Linked DNA regions of Homo sapiens: region 2 is linked to region 1. The links are chromatin loops, found by intact Hi-C in ENCODE. Cell type or tissue: ascending aorta. All regions are shown on one strand.

Region 1 (5,000 bases):
CGCCCCAGGTGTCGCTGGCCACGGGATGCATTTTCCCCAGTGTTCTGAGTTACTCCTGGCCTTGTCTTAGTACTGTGTTTTAAATCCAGTTTTGTGGGCTGATCTGACAACTTAACCTCAAATTTTATTCTTGTTTCCCTGGGAAAATATTAAAATTTTGCAGAACTGACTAATAAATGAACTTTTGGAATACCATATGTTTGTAAATGGGTGGCTGCCTGTTTTCTGATAATGGTGTATCCTGTAGTGGCTCAGAATGCCTTTGTTTGGGTTTGGAGGTGAAGAGAAAGAAAGGATGTTTGGTTTGTTTTAACACTGAGAATTTTTGGCTCTAAAAGTACTTTGTAATCATTTTAATTTTTATTATTCTTTCATTTAAATTGGGACATTTGTACCAAAAATGTCTTTCAGATTCATGTAATTCCTTATATCTATCAACAGTTGTGTACCTATGCTGAAGAAAAAATTACTTTACACAGGCATTTCTCTATGGCATGGAAACTAATAATTCTTTTCAAAGAATATGCTGAGAATTTGAAAGTAGGGTAGCCGGTCAGGCCTAAACCTTGGTATCAAGTCATGCTGTGTAAAAGATGGCTTTTCACATAATTGTTTTAGTGATGTGTTCTGTCTGTGTAAGTAAAAAAAAAAAAAAGAGAGAGGGTATTGCTTGAGAGATATTTACTTTTCCATTTTTCTGTATATTTTTTAGAATATTTATTAACCAGGTTATCAGGACACTGTGTGTGTAGCATCATCCTAGAAGTAATTATCCACATACTTCTCTTGGTTAAACTTAACTACATGAAGTGTGTCCTCAGGAACTTAGCTGAACTGTGTGAAACCCATTCAGTTCACACAGGCCCTTGAATGTGCACTTTAAAGCTTTTCATGGAAAATGTCTGAACCTTTATTAATATATTGTTTATATCTGAATTAAGTTAGGGCCAAGAACTGTAATTATTTTTCTCCTGCTTGCATCAATAGTTTTACATAGGCCTTCTCTGCTGATAAATTTGAGTCAGATTAATGAGTAATAAATCTAAAGATAACCTTTTAAAACCATTGGAGAGCCAAGAAAGTGAACATATAATTATGATTTAAAAGGATATGTGACTAAGGCACTCAGATGTGTTTCATCTGGTGCCTGGGTGTTCATTTCTAGTTTTAACGCAATTGAATGAAAATTACTTCCTAATTCCATCAAAATAGCATCATTGGCTACTTTAGACTTTTTAGAGTTGATGTTAGGAAATACACCAGTACACCATACAAAATTAGAAATTGAGGAATCAGAAGGACCAGAAGTTCAACCAAAGGACTAAGAAATAGTAAGTTCCTAGAAAAATTCAAGTCAACTTTTTCTACATAACATTTTGCCAGTATTTGTACTCTTCCTAATTAAAAATGGGCATACCATTTAAAAACATACTGTATTTATCAAAAGTAGGAATTTGTCTAATAAATTGAAATTTTGTTTAAACATCATGCTTTACATTCCTGATATGCCATAAAACTTAATGGTGGACCAGAAATGTAAAAGCTTGACCAGTTGGGTTTCATGTATACTTTGAAACCAGAAGGCCATCACTTGGTTGTTTGTTTCTACAGTAGAAATGAAAACAATTTATTGTTTGCTAAATAATGGACACACTTTAAGAATTTTAAAGTGATTCGTAACCTTCAAGAGTTTACTTGGCATGTACAGCTGTTTTTAAAATTGCATTGAAATGCTGTTTTCAAATATCCTAGAGAGAAGGGGTCTTGTTTTTAGTCTGAAGCAATATCAGATCACATATATAGTCAGAAATATCATAAGTTTGAGTAGAAATGTTTATCCTTCCTTCTACCTAACTTAAATGCCTTTGGATCTCTATTTAATGTGTTGAGAGACCCTGACTCTATTTTTAAAGAAATTGAGGCAAGAGTATACTAATATTAGCCAAAAATCCTTCAGTTGGATACATTAAATAATTTTAAGAAACCAACAAAAAATCTAATCAGTGCATTGTAATAGTAGTTGTATTAAGGTTGAACTGTTAGAGGTGATTTATTTCTTATTTTCCAAACTATAAAGTGGTTATATTACTTTCATAAATAGACTTTTAAAAACATGTCTCCATGTGTATATATATTTAGAGAGGAGAGAGCCTCTGAATGACTCATTCTGGAAAAAAAGGGGGGCAGTTTTCAACTTTTCAAATAGCTTTCTTTTCTCTTCTTCCCATTTCTTCACTGAAAATTGCCAGTTACTGTATATAAAAAGTGTTCCTTTTCTTTTAACCATTTCTGCTTCCTGCCAAGGTGTAAATCAGAAAGCCCAAGTTTCTTTCTCCCACTTCATAAACAAGACTTCGTTCTGCTTCAGACACTTGGAGCCCTGCCAGAGTTGTCATGATGATGTCAGTTTACCAAGAATGTTCACATTTCTCATGCTGTGTTCCACATTCCCTGGACTCGAGCAAATGTCCTTTTAGAGCTCACTGAAGTTTCAGGATTGGATTTAAAAAGCATGCCTTGTTTTCAGTACTTGCCCTTCATGTGCTACCTTTTCAGAATCAGGGATCCATTTTTAACAGCTTGACAGTTTACAAGCCCACACGATACATTTTGTATTTGTCGATTAAATACAGAATGACCAAAAGTTTATCAGTTGGTGAAACCAGTCAGATTTGCTAGTTTAACAAATTGGAATTTTATTAATAGTATTCTCTCATTTAGCAAGTATTTATTTTATATCTATATTTATAATTTATGATGTTTCATTGATTTTTTAAATTTCCTTTTCACAAATAACAATGACATCTACCTATTTTGGGGGAAGTAATACCTCTGTGTAGGAGATGGAACTTATCAGATGAATTCTGATACCTTGTATTATTTCTTGATTCTTGGCTAGCTGATTGGAAACCACTATGATATACATCATTGTATCTAATTATTTAATAAATGATTTGAGCCTGTAAGCCATAAATATTAGAAAATCCAGACGGTTTTTGAAACTTATTTAGAGAGATGGCTATGATTGAAGGGAGTAGTTGAACTTTGTGTATACCTTGTCCTGGTAAATTTAATGGACATCTCATTTATACAGAAGTTCAGAGGGCCATGAAGAGTTCAGTCCTTCTAACATTTAAAATGTGTTGAAGCCCAATTTTATGGATTTTTGTAGAACAAAGGTTTAAAATAAAACCTGTTCTATTTTATATCTGCTGCATTTGATCTAGTTATCCCATGTAATTCAATACTGTGCAGAATTTTATTTCTGAAATGATCCTTGAAAATCATATAGTCTGACTATAATTTTACAGGTAAGTCTTGGATAACTGAATGATTCTGGATAGTTTTAACTACATGTTCAGAAAATTGGACTAAATAAGATAAATTCTGTGAAATATATTAGTCCTCAGAATTCTTTGTAAATGCCCAACAAATATGGATGTGTTTATATGGATTTATTATAGTAGTTGCACATTGATGACCTAATTAACCTAAGAAACAAAATATCAGTACATAATTATTTATATTATAAACATATTTGATTTTTTAATATCCTCTCAACTTGAGTTGGCAAATTACATCTTTACAAGGAAAGAAAGGGGGAATTTTCTTGATTTATTTATTTATTTAGAGATGGAGTCTCATTCACTCAGTCACTCAGGCTGGAGTGCAGTGGCACGATCTTGCTCACTGAAACGTCTGCCTCCCAGGTTCAAACGATTCTCCTGCCTCAGCCTCCTCAGTAGCTGGAATTACAAGCACGCACCACCACGCCCAGCTAATTTTCGTATTTTTAGTAGAGATGGCGTTTCACCATGTTGGCCAGGCTGGTCTCGAACTCCTGGCCTCAAGTGATCTGCCCACTTCAGCCTCCCAAAGTGCTGGGATTACAGGTGTGAGCCACCACGCCCAGCCTTGACTTAATTTTAAAGTGGGCTTTGTTTGACTTTCTAGGCTGATGTTGAATATTGCCTACTTTTCATTTCTCTTATAATAATAATGTGAGCTACAGTTTTCTTTTAATCACCAAGTTTTGATTCACTCAAAATAATAGAACTTGAGATGGGTGCCAGCCAAAACACTAAGTATTGTTAATCATAGGCAAAACCCTGGTCCTCTGTCCTTTGTTCTCATTGAGTGGCGTAATGACTTGCTGAATTCCAATTCATAAACTCAAATCATTGTGAATTTTATGTTTAATCCTCCTAGCATTGCTCTATGGCAAATGTATCCTTTTGATAATTTTTAGAGCATTCCCTTGCGGCTTTTTATAGAAGTTTCAAAACAAGTTTAAACTAGGCAAATTAAAATCTAGTTTGAATACAGAGATTTTTAAATCTCTATTTTAAGAAATAATTGCAGATTCCAAAAGTAGTTTTCAAATTAGCAAGGAGGCCTCAACCAGTGTTTCATTCCCATTTTTGAACTCTTCATCACATTCTCTAGAATTTCAAGAGTGAATTTCCAGCGAGAAAAGGACCTGACACACGAGTGAAATGGTTACCTGGCATGAAAGGATATACAAGATGGTCTACTAAGCCACAGTTGTACTGTTTTTGATATTACCATTGTCTCTATATGGATAAGAACTGTCTTATAAACTCTGATATACTATTTGTCCCACTTTTATGCATTGTATAAAATAAGTAAATGTTTTGTTAATTGACATTGCTTTAGTCTTTCTGTAGTTTTGAGTTTAAGTTGTTGTGTGCATCTTAAGGCATTTCTCCAAGAAATATTTCCTAATTGACCCAGTTTGCTTTAGGAAAGTTCCCTCAGTTCGCCTTTGAAAAGACTGTTTTTCTAAATTTAGTGCTATTTAAGATTTCTTTTCTCTCCTTATTTTCCAATATGAACTCCAGTTTCTTCCTTTGTTCCCAAGCAGCCAACTAGAGTATTAGAGGGTCCTCCCTCAACCAGGACATGAGATTTATTTCCTTTGCTGCAGAGCAGTGCTTTCCATAGACTAGAGGTGCACTTAGTTTTCTTTTGTTTTTATT
Region 2 (5,000 bases), 62 kb after region 1:
TTTGAATGTATTTTATGAACTTAGTATATAATACTTTATATATTTTTAATTTATGATATAAAAGTATATAATATTAGTATACAGTAAAAGTGACACTGCAAATTAGTGATGAAAGGGATGACTCTTTAGGAAGTGCACTCAACACTCAGTTAACTTACACACACACACAAAAAAAAACCTACCTTAAATAAGCCACCAGAGTAAATACAGTTACATTCCCTGTTGGGCTAGTGGTTAGGATTCAAAAAATAGAGATACATAGCAAAGTATTAAAAGAAAACACTGGTAATTATACCAGCGTTTCTCAACCTCAGCACCACTGATATTTTTGCACTGGCTAATTCTTTGCTGTGGGGAGCTGTCCTGGGCATTATAGCATATTGAGCAGCTTCCCTGGCCTCTACCCACTAGATGCAAACAGCAGCTTCCCCAGTCATGGCAATCAAAGCTGTCTCCAAACATTGCCCCCTAGTGGGTATAGTCACCCCTGGTTCAGAATCATGAATCTATATCATCTCAGCTAGAAGCATAGCACCCAAGAATGAAATCACAAAGGAAAATTTTGAAAATATTGACTACATTTTAAAAAAAACAACTTTAATAGTTAAGCTATAAAATTGCAATTCAAACAACAAATGGAAGAATACATAGCACAAATGACATTTTCATTTACACAAAAAGTAATCAGTAAGAGATCTAAATAATTAGATAAATACTGAAAAATGAATATACCAATAAATATATTTAAAATATATTCAGCATGCATGCTTTACCTCTCATGCTGGTAAGCATGAAATAAACTTCAGTGTGAGTGTAGGGAGACATAATTTCATAAAGTGATAAAAGTATAAATAAGTATAACATTGATGAAAACACAGTGGGCAGTGCATATTAGACCTTTCAAATATATGCATATTAGCCAGGTGTGGTGGCTCACACCTGTAGTCTCAGATACTTGGGAGGGTTAGGTGGGAGGATTCCTTAAGCTTGGGAGGTCAAGGCTGCAGTGAGCTGTGATCATGCTGCTGCACTCCAGCCTGGGCAGCAAGATCCTGTCTTCAAAAACAAAACAAAACAAAACAAAAAAACAAATATATGCGTAGCTTTTGTCCCTGCAGTTTTTCTAGTACTTTATCCTAAGGAAATAATTGAGCTGTAAAAAAGTTCATTGCAGTACTATTTATAATTGCTAGACATTGGAAAAATCCATCTATATTTTTATTTTACAGTAAGGAACTAGTCAAATAATGCACATTCATACAAAATGGAATACATTAGGTTAGTATTACTATTGATGAAGGATATGCCCGGGGGAAATGGATACAGTTAGAAACTCAGGTAACAGAATTGTGTATATATGTATCTATTTGTATCTCTGAGATAGATGGATCAATTCTGTTTCTTTTTTCTATTTATATTTGACAGATTATCTTTAGTGATAAGATAGTATAGAAGTTCTTCATTTTTATATTTGTATTTTTAATATTTCTTCCAATTAAATAATGGATGTATAATTTTTTAAAAAATTGAGAAATACCACATTTTTAAGTTCTTTTTCTCAATTTCAAATTTTAAAAATTTAATAAAATTTTAAAAAGTAAAAAATTAAAATTTAAATAATAAAAAACAAGGAATTTTCTACATCAGCATTCATGAAAACATTTATAACTGCAAAAGAAAAAATGACAATATCCCTGTTAGTATCCATATGATAGATTACTCTGCATATATAGAGAAAAGAGATGTTTATAAGATTCTAAACTAATATCATCTTGAACAAATAGTAGTTATTGTTAATCACGTAAGTATAATAAAAGAAATGAGGTGTCTAAATTTAGTATTAAAGAAAAGCGCAGCATTTTCCTCTGTGTGTGTATTTGTGTGTGTCTTAATAGGAAGTTCTTTGCGTGAATAGATCAAAGGAAATGAACGTAAAATGTGATTTATTATATTGTAGGTTGCTTCAGGTGAATGCAATGAAGACACTGAAGTTTACAACATCACCCTGTGTACTGGGGATGAACTCACTCTAATGGGGCAGGCAGAAATCCTTTATGCAAAGACATTCAAGGAAAAGTCACGACTCAACACAATCTTCAAAAAGATTGGGAAGCTCAATTCCATCAGCAAGCTGGGAAAAGGCAAAATGCCGTGCCTCATTTGTATGAATCACCGGACCAACGAAAGCATTAGCCTTCCATTCCAGTGCAAGGGCAGATTTAGCACCCGAAGTCCCCTGGAACTTCAGATGCAAGAGGGCGAACACACCATCCGCAACATTGTGGAGAAAACCAGGCTTCCTGTGAATGTGACTGTGCCAAGCCCTCCACCGAGAAACCCATACGACCTCCACTTCATCCGTGAGGGGCACCGCTATAAGTTTGTGAACATCCAGACCAAGACGGTGGTGGTTTGCTGTGTGCTGCGGAACAACAAGATCCTCCCCATGCACTTTCCTTTGCACTTGACTGTCCCCAAGTTCAGCCTCCCAGAACACCTGGTGAAGGGAGAGAGCTGGCCCGAAACCCTGGTCCATCACTGGCTAGGTATCTGCCAAGAACAGTTCGACATCGATGAGTATTCACGGGCTGTCCGTGATGTGAAAACCGACTGGAATGAAGAATGCAAGAGCCCCAAGAAGGGTCGGTGCTCTGGCCACAACCACGTGCCCAATTCGCTCAGCTACGCCCGCGATGAGCTCACCCAGTCCTTCCACCGACTCTCGGTCTGTGTGTATGGCAACAATCTCCATGGCAACAGTGAGGTGAACCTTCATGGTTGCAGGGACCTGGGGGGAGATTGGGCTCCCTTTCCTCATGACATCCTGCCCTATCAGGACTCTGGAGATAGTGGGAGCGACTACCTTTTCCCAGAAGCTAGTGAAGAATCAGCAGGCATCCCGGGAAAGTCAGAACTTCCCTACGAAGAGCTGTGGCTGGAGGAAGGCAAGCCCAGCCATCAGCCTCTCACTCGCTCTCTGAGCGAGAAGAACAGATGTGATCAGTTTAGAGGTTCTGTCCGATCCAAATGTGCGACTTCTCCTCTTCCCATCCCTGGGACTCTGGGAGCAGCAGTGAAGTCTTCAGATACTGCCCTACCTCCACCTCCAGTGCCTCCCAAATCTGAAGCCGTAAGTCATTTCTGTTTTTGAATGCGGTGCCAGTCTTTCTGTCTCTCTGCTCAGTCATCCACTAATTTATTTTCTTAAAACTCCCCAACTGAAGATTGCAGAGTGAGCAAATTTGTTTAGTTTGGAGTGAGATACACATGCTAGCTTGATTATTTTGACCATTTAGGAATTAGAGTTTTACTCTATGTCTGATGAGAACCTCTTGGAGAGTTTTTAACAGGAGAGTTTTAAACATGACTTTTGCTGCTGCCCGGAGAATGGATAATAGGGAGGAGAGAGTAGAAGGTGGGAAGCAGAGAAGAGGCGACTGCATTAAGGTAGGTGCGAGGTGGTAAGGCCCTAAACCGTGGCAGCTGGTAGTGGCTGGCAGAGAGAGACGGCTGCTTCAGACTGTTTCATAGGTAAACCCAACAATATTTACTTGTGAGTTGGATGTCAGGCATGAAGAAAAGAGAGCAATCAAAGAAAACTCCTAGATTTTTAGCCTGGGCAACAGAATGGATATTAGTGTCATTTACTGTGATGGGGAAGACTGAAGGAGGAGTAAATTTATTTGGTGGTGGGAGGGGAAGCAGAGGAAAATCAAGAGGCAGTAGCCTCACTTATAACTCTTTCCTATATCCCTGAAGTTACACTGAGATCAAAGCATAGCGGATGTGCTAATGTATTATACACACACACACACACACACACACACACACACACACACTCCAGAACCAGGTGCCAGGGTAGTTCTATTTAACACCTTAAACATAACTCATTCAGAGCTTGATTCTAATGTAAAACTAAAATTTTGGTACAGTTCTGTTTAGAACAAGAGAAAGGGCCCTCTATTTTGACCATGTTCTTCAATTGGCAGCCACTCTGAACCTTTGCTACTCATTTTTGATCACTGAATTTCATTATCCCTGAGGGAGAAAGGGCTAGAGGTATTAAGTGTAATTCTATTAATTTATTTGACAGTATCTATTACAGTGGCTTTCTTTTTTCTATCTCTAGAAGAATCCTTTTTAAAAGAATTACATGAATCCCAATATATAGAAGAGTTCAAATCAAAACCTACCTGACCAAAGCACAGATTGTGGGGAAGGGGTCTTCCTTGGGTCCCTGCCCACTCTTTGCCCCTACCGGGTGATCTTAGGACACCTTTCTGGAACCCTGGGGCTATGCAGAACCGGGTTTTTAAAAACTATGGAATTACTAGGCTAGATGCTAGAAATACAATCATCAAGAAAACCTGGACTCTATCCCCTCGTACGTCTCAGTTTTACAGGGAAGGTAACAGATGAAAAGCAATGACTGTTAATACAAGTTAAAAGGTGATAAACAATAGGAAAACAAGAGAGAGATAATGTGTGGAGAATTCAGAAGAGACAGAGAAACTTCTAGTCGCGGGATGAATGAGAGGAGCCTCCATGGAGATTATGACATTTTAAATGAGTTTAGAAAATGTACCTGAATTGGAAGAGTAGAGAGATGAGAAAGAAGGACATTCCGGACAGAGCAGCATGAGCAACGAGCTGGAAGCTGGGGCAGCTTTAAGCATGTAAGAGGGAAAACAAGAAGTTCTGTGGGGCAGTTGAATAGGGCTGGATAGGGTGCAGGAAGGGCAGTGGTGGCTGAAAGGCTGGTGCCAGGGCATGGACAGCCCTGGGTGTCAGGCAGCAGTTTGTGCCAGGCTCCACGCTTAGCTGTCCATAAAGAGCCCTCATTGCTGCAGAGCTTTCCTGAGAGAGGACCCACCTCTGGCCCTCTGTTGCAGGGCTTGAGAGCTCCCCAGCAGCTACAGGTCTGGACTTGCCCTTGATCCTTACAGGATCCTCTGGGGACCATCAGGCACAAGCCCAGAGATCCCTGTATTCACTAAATA

Evidence for each region. Peaks named below come from ENCODE experiments on the same cell type or tissue, not always from the same donor. Only the 100,000 strongest peaks of a DNase experiment are listed, where the experiment ranks them.
Region 2: it touches region 1 in a loop (6-fold over the local background); 9 of 110 quality-filtered maps call a loop at or near these places.

What each region holds. Positions count from the first base shown.
Region 1 is chr18:32,347,357-32,352,356 of GRCh38, reverse strand. The region is part of intron 2 of GAREM1 (GRB2 associated regulator of MAPK1 subtype 1); the gene reads left to right. Among named protein-coding and RNA genes, the nearest start is that of GAREM1, 120 kb to the left of the region's middle. In ascending aorta, no CTCF peak of the experiment used is centred here; a DNase peak (open chromatin) is centred at 2,396; H3K4me3 peaks cover 678 bases; H3K27ac peaks cover 5,000 bases.
Region 2 is chr18:32,285,161-32,290,160 of GRCh38, reverse strand. It overlaps GAREM1 (GRB2 associated regulator of MAPK1 subtype 1), which reads left to right. Exons shown (of 6, transcript NM_001242409.2): 4 at 1,958-3,130. Among named protein-coding and RNA genes, the nearest start is that of MEP1B, 98 kb to the right of the region's middle. In ascending aorta, a CTCF peak has its summit at 475 (motif pointing left); DNase peaks (open chromatin) are centred at 419 and 2,740; H3K4me3 peaks cover 2,596 bases; H3K27ac peaks cover 2,935 bases.